Regions from separate parts of the Homo sapiens genome. Here region 2 is linked to region 1. Evidence: chromatin contacts called from ENCODE Hi-C or POLR2A ChIA-PET data. All regions are on one chromosome and are shown on one strand. The core of a region is the stretch at or near the end of the contact, and the rest is flanking DNA. Distances in the headings are between cores, read along the strand shown.

What was found. A loop is a pair of places that touch in the nucleus more often than their neighbours do. ChIA-PET counts read pairs that join two places held with the same protein, here RNA polymerase II (POLR2A). Pooled maps may share reads with other maps.
Region 2: a loop to region 1 is called in a pooled map, with 4 times the contacts of the local background. The contact joins the promoter of SLC35D4 here to the promoter of LAMA3 in region 1. A Hi-C loop is called at or near these places in 2 of 50 pooled maps. POLR2A ChIA-PET finds 5 or more read pairs at or near these places in 2 of 52 experiments (BJ and HEK293).

Annotation. Positions count from the first base shown.
Region 1 is chr18:23,685,700-23,690,858 of GRCh38, reverse strand. LAMA3 (laminin subunit alpha 3) reads right to left here and starts at 1,406. Exons shown (of 75, transcript NM_198129.4): 1 at 882-1,406. The coding sequence starts at 1,175. RefSeq lists an enhancer at 1,498-2,047.
Region 2 is chr18:23,435,937-23,441,367 of GRCh38, reverse strand. It overlaps SLC35D4 (solute carrier family 35 member D4), which reads left to right and starts at 3,407. Exons shown (of 15, transcript NM_032933.6): 1 at 3,407-3,587. The coding sequence starts at 3,516. RefSeq lists a silencer at 3,279-3,378.

The DNA.
Region 1 (5,159 bases), core at 157-2,656:
GTTGCAGTGAGCCGAGATCGCACCATTGCATTTCAGCCCCGGCGACAGTGCGAGACTCTGTCTCAAAAAAAAAAAAAAAAAATTGCCAGGCACGGGGGGGCACGCCTGTAGTCCCAGCTACGCCCAAGGCTGAGGCGGGAGGATCCCTTGAGCCCAGGAGTTCGAGGCTGCCGTGAGCCGTGATCGCACCACTGCACTCTTGCCTGGCTGAGACCTGTGAGTAAGGGCCAGGCACTGCAAGATGCTGCTTAACATGCACCGCAATGTCGTTTGCCCCGGGTGTTCGCGGTGAGGCTCGGATCTCTGAGAGCCTTTCTATCTCTGTCCGCCTAAGGTCTCATTCGCCCCCAATGACTGGATGGTGGCACTTCAGGCAGTGCAGTGAAGTGAATCTTTTCAGTAACATTAGAGTGATACCGCTGTTATAACCTAAAAATTCTCTCTTAAAATACACCACAGAAGGTAATTGCCACCGACTTCTCCGAATAAGGCCCGGGAGGTGGGGCAGGAGGCGCCCCTGAACCCTCGAGGACTCAAGCCTGGCGGGACGCTCCGTGGGTGACGGAGGCGGGAAGGGCCGAGGCGCCTGCATCTCTTAGAGCGCAGCCTCACACTTTCCCCTCCACCAGCCCGAACCTGACCACAGCCTCATGTCACCTCGCGTGCTCCCCCTCCTCGCCTCGGGCCGGTGGTGCCGGTGCGGTGCTTCCACGAGATCGCTCCTGGGTCGTGGGCCCTCGCGCGCGGGGATGGGGGCTGCCCTTCCCAGTCGCCCGGAGCCACTAGCGCGCGTGAGGAAAGGGCCCGATCCCTTCTCCGGGTGTCTGGCCGGCGCGGGAAGGAAAAGGCGCGCCCACCCCGGCTCTCTCCGAGGCCCTCACCTGGATGGTGTGGCCGCTGCCTGGGGCGGTGGGGCCCCCGACCAACTTGCAGTAGAGCTCGGGCTGGGGCCTCCCCTCGCCGGGTCCCCTCTCCCCGCAGGTGGCGGTGGCCCAAATCCTCGCCGCCTCGGCCAGGTTGAAGTAAGTCGGGTGAAGGCTGAGCCCGGCCGCGGCCCCGGGATCCCGAGCGGTCGCCCCGCAGGCTGGCAGCACCCGCAGTACCAGCAGGAGCAGCGGCGTCGGCGGCAGTACTGGCCCCAGTGCCCGACCCCGAGGCCGCGCGGCCGCCGCCATCCAGCCGCGCGGGGTCCTCCCGCCTGAGCCGTCCGCAGAGGGGCTCGGGGGCACCGCCGCTCTCCGCCTGCGCCTCCCGGACCTGCAGCGCCAGGACTAGCGCAGCCGGGGATATGGGCGGCGCCGGGGCCGCTCCCCTTGCTCCACGCGCTGGAAGCCCGCGGCGTGGGGGTGGCCTCTCAGCTCTGGAACCTGCCGCGGCTGGAGCGGGCACCAGCCGGATCAGGAACTGACAGCGCTCAGCCGCGCGCCAGCAGACGGCGTCTCTCCCGCGCGAGGCGCGCTGCAAACTTCGCGGGCGGGGAATGGGAGAGGCGTTCCCGGGCTCCCACCCAGGCGGCGGGAACGGGAGCCTGGGATCTTCGAACCCTCCAGGCGCCAGGACAGAAATTAATTAGATCGTTCTCCTCTCTGGATACTCACCGCTCAGGTCAAAGCCAGAAAAGCCACCTGTGACCTAAGAGTAAAGGAGGCTTGTAAACGAATTTGGTTGAGAGCAGAGGAAACTGCCACTACCTACAGAACTCACATCAAAGACATTTCGATTTCCCAGCCAAGTGTTGAGTCGTCAACTCCTCAACACTGTGCACCTAGGATCCCTGTGGCACTGCAGCCACAGGCTGAGCCAGGGAACTGGGAGTGGTGGAACGTACATATTTAAAAGACAGCCAATAATGCAAGTTGTAATTTGCCAACCTGGAAAGGAACCTTAGAGGAAATCCTTTAGATGCCTAATCTGCTCAATTTTACAAATAAGCTAACAGAGATTGAGTGAGGTACGCCACCTGCCATGATGGCCTCAGAACAGAGAAGACCCCCTCCCCCCACGACCCCGGACTGATGCTTGGTCTTATATGCAGAACACCCTACTAAAACAGAACCCACATAGGCCCTCGAAGAAATTAGAGGAATGCAATATTTGTACAATAAAAATTGCAAAACCTCTTTGAAAGAAATGTTAAAAGACCTAAATGAGTGGAAAAGCCTCCCATGTTCATGGATTAGGAGACAATATTGTGAAGATGGCAATATTTCCTAAAGCAACCTACAATTCAACACAATGGATTTTGATAGGGATCAAAATCCCGACTTTTTTTTTTTTCAGAAATTGACAAGCTGATCCTAAAATTCATGTGGAAATGCAAGAGACCTAGAAAATCCAAAACGATTCTGAGAAAGAATGAAGTCAGTGGACTCACGCTTCCTAGTTTTAAAACTTAATACAAAACTACAGTAATCAAGACAGTGTAGTACCGACATAACGATAAACATAGATCAATGGAATAGAATTGAGAGCTCAGAAATAAACCGTTACATTTATGGTCACTGGATTTTCAACAGGGTGCCAAGACTATTCAATGGGAAAAGAATAATATTTTTAATAAACGCTGCTGGGAAAACTGGACATCCCAAAATAATCTAGTAGGATCCCCACCTCATACTATATGCAAAAATTAACTCAAAATGGATTTAAGATCTCTAAATTTTACATTTAGAGAGCTAAACTATAAAGCTAAAACTATAAAATTCTAAGGGAAAAACACAGGAGAAAATCTTCATGACTTTGGATTAGCAATGCTGTCTTAGCTATGATATCAAAAGCGCAAGCAACAAAAGAAAAATATAAATTGGGCCGGGCACGGTGGCTCATGCCTGTAATCCTAGTACTTTGGGAGGCCGAGGTGGGTGGATCACCTGAGGTCAGGAGTTCAAGACTAGCCTGGGGAAAATGGTGAAACCCTGTATCTACTAAAAATACAAAACTTAGCCAGGCATGGTGGCATGTGCCTGTAATCCCAGCTACTCCAGAGGCCAAGGCAGGAGAATCACTTGAACCCGGGAAGCGGAGGTTGCAGTGAGCCAAGATCATGGCACTACACTCCAACCTGGGCAACAGAGCAAAAATCTGTCTCAAAACACACACACACACACACACAAAGATAAATTGAAACTTACCAAATTTTAAAACTTTTGTGCTTCCAAGGCACCCTCAAGAAAGCGAAAGATGGCCAGGCACAGTGGCTCATGCCTGTAATCCCAGCACTTTGGGAGGCCAAGATGGGTTGATCGCCTGAGGTTAGGAGTTCAAGACCAGCCTGGCCAACATGATGAAATTTTCTACTAAAAATACAAAAATTAGCTGGGCATGGTGGTGCACACCTGAAATCCCAGCTACTAGGGAGGCCGAGGCAGGAGAATCACTTGAACCCAGGAGGCAGAAGTTGCAGTGAGCTGAGATTGTGCCACTGCACTCTAGCCTGGGAAACTGAGAATCCATCTCAAAAAAAAAAAAAAAAAGAAAGTAGAAGACAATCCGCAAGATAGAAGAAAATATTTGCAAACCATATATCTAATTAGAAATTCATATCCAGAATAAACTCTTACAACTCAACCATTTTTTAAAAAGTAGTGGGCAAATATAAAAATGGTCGATAAGCATGACCATGGAAGACGCTCAACATCATTAGCCATCAGGAAAATGCAAACCAAAACCACAATGAGATACTACTTCACACACACTGGGATAGTTATAATCAAAAAGATAGATAATAACAAGTATTTGTGAGGATGTGGAGAAGTTGGAACCCTCACAGATTACTGATGGGAATGTAAAATGGTGCAGACACTTTGGCAATTCCTCAAAAACTTAAACATAACATGACCATGTGATCTGGCAATTCCAATCCTAAGAACATACTCAAGAGAACTGAAAATATATATCCACACAAAAACTTGTACATAAATGTTTATAGCAGCGTTAGTCATATAATAAAAAAATGAATACAACCTAATGTTCCCCAACTGATGAATGGATAGACAAAATGTAGTATATCCATACAATGGAATATCTGTCACACATAAAAAGAAATGAAGTTCTGATCCATGCTTACAACATGGAAGAACCTTGAAAACGTTATGGTAGGTGAAAGAAGTCAGACAAAAAAGACCACATATTGTATGGGGAGTGACTGCTATTGGCTATGGGGTTTCTTTTTGGAGTGATAAAAATGTTCTGGAATTAGATAGTGGTGATGATAACCATCACGCTATGCATCACCACTATCACATCACCAATTGTGTGAATATACTAAAACCACTGAATGGTGCACTTTATGAATTTATGGTATATAAATTATATCTTAAAGCTGTTATTATGGATTTTTGCAGAACTGAAATATCTACTAAACATAAGAAATGTGGCCAGGTGTGGGGGCTTACGCCTGTAATCCCAACACTTTGGGAGGTGAGGCGGGTGAATCACCAGAGGTCAGGAGTTCGAGACCAGCCTGGCGAACATGGTGAAACCCTGTCTCTGCTAAAACTACAAAAATTAGTCGAGCATGGTGGCACATGACTGTAATCTCAGCTACTGGGGAGGCTGAGGCAGGAGAATCGCTTGAACCCGGGAGGCAGAGGTTGCAGTGAGCTGAGATCGCACCACTGCACTTCAGCCTGGGTGACAAGAGCGAAACTCCGTCTCAAAAAAAAAAAAAAGAACTGTATATGAATGTGTGTGTGTGTGTGTATGCGTGTGTGTGAAAGCAGACAAATAATTTTTTTTTTTTGAGACAAGGTATCACTCTGTTTCCCAGGCTGGAGTGCAGTGGCATAATCATGGCTCACAGCAGTGTCAACCTGTGGTGCTCAAGTGATCCTCTCACCTCAGCCTCCCAAGTAGCTGGGACTACAGGCATGTGCCACCATGCCTGGATAATTTTCTTTATTATTATTATTATTATTTTTTTTTTTTTTTTTTTTTGTAGAGATGGGATTTTGCCATGTTGCCCAGGCCAGTCTCAAACTCCTGAGGTCCAGCAATCCATCCATCTTGACCTCCCAAAATGCTGGGATTATAGGCATGAGCCACTGCGCCTGGCCAGAATTTTTGAAAGCTTTACAATAGGATATTCAAGTGGCTAGATAGGATGGAGAGAGGGGATTTTTTGTTTGTTTGTTTATTTTCTTCTTTTTGCTTGCTTATAT
Region 2 (5,431 bases), core at 2,158-4,657, 250 kb after region 1:
TGTGGCAAGCTGGTGACTGTAGGTGTCTTTTGTGTTATGGATTCCAGGCCTTTTTGGTATTATATGTGTTCCATGCTATTTGACATTTTAAAATCCCATTCCTACATCACTTCATTGATGCATTCATTCAGTTGATAGATTCCTTCAACATGCCTTTATCAGTGTACCTAGTTTGTGTAAGGCACTGAGCTAAGCATAGGGACGCCTATGTGCTCCAAGAGCTGCCATGTGGCTGAGGAGAGAGGGTATGCATCACCCTGACTCTAATACAGCTTCTTTTTATTGTTTTAATTTTTTTGGGGGAAAGGGTATTGCTCTGTCACCCAGCCTGGAGTGCAGTGGTGTGATCTTGGCTCACTGCAACCTCCGGCTCCCAGGTTCAAGTGATTCTCCTGCCTCAGCCTCCCAAGTAGCTGGGATTGCAGGCGTACCCCACCATGCCCAGCTAATCTTTTGTATTTTTAATAGAGATGGGGTTTCGCCATGTTGGCCAGGCTGGTCTTGAACTCCTGACCTCAGGTGATCTGCCCACCTTGGCCTCCCAAAGTGTTGGGATTACAGGCACACTCCACCATGCCCAGCTAATTTTTTGTATTTTTAGTAGAGATGGGGTTTCACCATGTTGGCCAGACTGGTCTTGAACTCCTGACCTCAGGTGATCCACCCGCCCCAGCCTCCCAAAGTGCCGGGATTATAGGTGTGAGCCACCACACTCAGCCTAATACAGCTTCTTAACTGGTGTGGCTGGGCAAGAGTTACAGGAGTTCCTCCTCAACTTCAGGGAGGCCTGGAAGCATTTCAGACTCTAAGCAGTGTCAGCAATTTGGCCTGGGGCTCTGAACAAATACTATCATTTTCTTCATGAACCACAATATGGAAAAAACGTAAGATGCTAATTATTGTAATACGTATTAAAAAGTAGTACTGGAAAAGAGAGGAGAATAAGTTATGCCTGAAGTGCTTGAGAAGAGCTAGATGTAAGTAGGATTCCCACAGGCAGAAAGTAAAGGGAAGTGGAAAGTAATGATTTAAGAAAATACACACACGCTGTGATTCTGCAATCCTCCTGTTGGGAATCTATTCTACAGAAATTAAACCAGCAGGAGGTAAAGACATATGTACAAAGATGTTTATTATAGCCTTGTTTGTTGTAGCAAAAGACTAGAAACAACATAATTATGTCAACAGCAGAATGGTTGAATACATTACGGTATATCCATACTATGGAATGCCTGCAGCTTTTTTAAAAAATTAAATCTCTATGTGTTGACCTGTAGTTGTAAAAGTAAGTTGTTTAGCAATGTGAATAGCTAGATCCATTTTCGTGAGGCAACAAATTACAAATGGGTATATGTTGATATGTGAATACGGAGGAAGGTGTAGAAGGATACACCAACCTGTTGGTATTGGTTATGTGAGTGGTTAAGAGTGTGGTATTGGTTTGCTAATTTTTCTTTTATAAATCTCTATTAGTCTTGTTACAATGATTTTTTTTTTTTTTTTTTTTTTTTTGAGACGGAGTCTCACTTTGTCTCCCAGGCTGGAGTGCAGTGGCACGATCTTGGCTCACTGCAAGCTCCGCCTCTCAAGTTCACGCCATTCGCCTGCCTCAGCATCCCGAGTACCTGGGACTACAGGCGCTCGCCACCACGGCCGGCTAATTTTTTTGGTATTTTTTTAGTAGACACGGGGTTTCACCATGTTAGCCACGTTGGTCTCGATCTCCTGACCTCGTGATCTGCTTGCCTCGGCCTCCCAAAGTGCTGGGATTACAGGCATGAGCCACCGCGCCTGGCCACAATGATCTTTTTAAATTGTCGTTAAAGATTGGTGTTTTGGAGAGGGAGACACAAACTCTGGGGCAAGAGTGATAGGTGAGAAGCGAGTGTAGGCTTGTGAAGGGGCCTCCTTGTGAAGTGTTAACTTCTTACATGATTTTATTTCTATGGAGAGGAAAATTTAGTGCATTTGAAGCTTCATCTCCTCTCTTCCTGTTCTGTATTTTTGCTTTTTAATAACCCAGTGTACTAGTCTGTTTTCACGCTGCTGATAAAGACTTACCCGAGACTTGGTAATTTATAAAGAAAAAGAGGTTTAATGGACTCACAGTTCCACGGGGCTGGGGAGGCTTCATAATCATGGTGGAAGGCAAAAGGCACGTCTTACATGGTGGCAGGCAAGAGAGAAAAAATGAGAGCCAAGCGAAAGGGGTTTCCCCTTATAAGACCATCAGCTCTGGGGAGACTTATTCACTACCACGAGACGAATATGGGGGAAACTGCCCCCATGATTCAATTATCTGCCACCAGGTCCTTCCCATAACATGTGGGAATTATGAAAGCTACCATTCAAGATGAGATTTGGGGACACAGCCAAACCATATCATCCAGTCTTGGTAGAGAAAGCTATACCCATCTGTACAAGTGGTTTGAAGGAGACTGTGGGAGAAAAGGGAGGGAAGGGGTGACCAGCCTACCTCCATCTCTATGTTGGTCCCCTCTGCAGACCAACCAGCAGGCCCAGGAAGAGACCTGTGGAAAAGTGAGCAGAGGCAAAGGACTGCGATGAGACAGTGGTGGCTGGGGAGTGGCTTCAAGGGGACAAGCCGAGGTCAGCCCTCCCTCAATGCTGGAGGGAGCAGAGAGAAACAAGGCATGCTTCTGAAAAACAGAAAAATTACATAAGGGTTGGTGTGTCGTTTTCCATCCACTGCTCCAGCACCGAGAGCCAGGAGGACTTTTGCTGTGGCTTAAGAGTGATGGTTTCCCCGTGTGTGGGTGTTTCTGAAAATCTGTGTGTTTCTACAGGCAGAGAACACTGGCACTTTTTGCTATTGTCCAAGTCCATCAATAGGTTTTCTTGCATGTTTACTAACATTTGCCGGAAGCCTCATGAGTCCAGTTTTCCACCCTATAGACTAGGAATAGGAATAGGAATAGGGGCTGTGCTTGGGAAAGGGTTCTTATTTTATAGAAATGTCAAGAGAATGGAATGACTTTAAATACAAACAAAACTCAAAAAACCTATACTCAATTCCAGTTCCTTCTTCCTTCACCTTCCCTCTTTTAAGTGAACATTTGTTGCTGTTACCTTTTTTGTGTCATTTGCCAAAGCGCTACAGACTCAGTGGAGAAAATTGGGAAAATTCAGTGAAGCACGGGTAATATTTTGGTCTCATAGTTTAGAGATAGCGATGAACATTTTTCTTTAAACACTGATGGGGTATTGTGAACTGCGGTATGCTTTTTTCCTCTTCTGCCACTTTCTACTCTTTAAAAGAAGATAAAAAAATAAAAAATAAAAAATAAAAGAAGAATGACCGTCCTTCGAGGGCGCGGCCCCTTTAAGAAGGCAGACGCCGGGGGCGGTCCCCGCGCTGATTGGCGGAGCTCGGAGCCACGTGGCCGTCTCTGGGCGGCTGCTGCCGCTGCCGCTGCTGCTGCTGCGGGGGTCGGGCGGCGGCCAGGGGATTTGGGCAGGCACCGTGGATCCCCGAGAAGGGGACGAGTTGACAGATGTGCGTGAGGAGGTCTCTGGTCGGCCTCACCTTTTGTACCTGCTACCTGGCTTCTTACCTCACGAACAAGGTGAGGGGGCGGGCGCGGGAGGCAGCGATTGCACGTGGGAGGTTTGAGTCGGAGAATCTTCCCGTGACAAACGGAGCCTCCTCCTGCTTTTTACCTCATTCTTCCTGGTGGCGATGGAGATGGAGAGCGAACCTCCTCCGTGTGTGGGATGCTCTTTCAGAAATAGGATTTGCCAGCCTGTACTGTCCCCGTTTCCTGCACTGTAAAGCACGGTACATCTCCAGGGAAACAGGATTTTTGGGCTGGCCATTTCCCGGGAACTTGGTTTGGGGCTGTGTGGACTAGTTTTAAGAGAAAGCAAGCAATTGGCTCCTGCTCCCCCGGGGAGGAAGAGTCAGAAGAAATCTGACACATCCTGCCTTTTTTCTAAACACGCCCCTGTCCCAGAGCCCCCGTGAAGTTCCAGAAGCCTTTAAATAGAAGAGATTAAGCCGTCTCCCCCTCACACTGCTGATTCCCGAATCAATTTTTTTGTACGTCTCCATTGTAAGCACTTCAGGAGTTTTTCATGGAATTATTATTTTTTAAAATAAAACATACATTTAGTTTTAGGTTTAAACTAATGTCATGACATCATGAAAACCTTTTGGTGAGGAGGCAGAGAAGCAGTGGTGCCAGCTTTGGGGTTTTGTTTTGCAAGGAGAGGGAAGCTGGCTTTAGGTTTGGTACCACGCAGGGAAAGGTTGGATCCAATAGGACCGAGTGGGCATGGCTGGGGCATTACCTGCTGGCCTGGACTCTGGGCTGGCCCCAGCCAAAGTGGGAATACAGGGTGCAAGACCACCTGGCCCCACTGTGGGGTCTTACTGCGGGCTCCCCACCTGCTCCCCGCTCTTCCTTTCTCCTCTCTTCCTCTCTGGAAAAGAACCATCGACAAACAGCATTTCCTTCTACCTCCTCTCCTACAATGAATGGCTGCCTTTATATATTCAGAGGATGCTCCCCAACCCCCTTTCCTTCTCCAGTTGATTTTTATTTTTATTTTTTTGAGATAGAGTCTCGCTCTGTCACCCAGGCTGGAGTGCAGTGACGTGATCTCGGCTCACTGCAACCTCTGCCTCCTGGGTTCAAGCGATTCTCCTGCCTCAGCCTCGTGAGTAGCTGGGGCTACAGGTGTGCGCCACCACGCTGGGCTAATTTTTGTATTTTTAGTAGAGACGGGGTTTCACCATGTTGTCCAGGCTGGTCTCGAACTCCTGACCTCAGGTGATCCGCATGCCTCAGCCTTCCAAAATGCTGAGATTACAGGTGTGAGCCACTGCGCCTGGCCTCCAGTTGATTTTTAGTTATGGCGATAAGCCTTTGAAGGTCCATAAATGCAGCCTTCCTGGGAGGCAGTGATGGGTTTTACTTCCTGGCTCCACTTACTTGGCGTTTGGAACCTTACTCTTTCTAAACCTAAGTTTCTTAACTTTAAGATGGGACAAAGAGTCCTCTTGAAATTGTTGTTGTGGCCCGGGCGTGGTGGCTCACGCCTGTAATCCCAGCACTTTGGGAGGCCGAGGCGGGTGGATTGTTTGAGGCCAGGAGTTCGAAACCAGCCTGGCCAGCATGGCGAAACCCCGTCTCTACTGAAAATACAAAAATTAGCCAGGCGTGGTGGCAGGCGCCTGTAATTCCAGCTACTCAGGTGGCTGAGGTAGGAGAATCACTTGAACCTGAGAGGCGGAGGTTGTAGTGAGCCGAGATCGCATTCCAGCCTGGGCAACAGAGCAAGACTCAGTTTCAAAAAAAAAAAAAAAAAAAAGAGAAAGTGTTGTTGTGAGAGTTAATGGAAATGGTGTTGGCCAGGCACAGTGGCTCAGGCCTGTAATCCGAGCACTTTGGGAGGCTGAGGTGAGCGG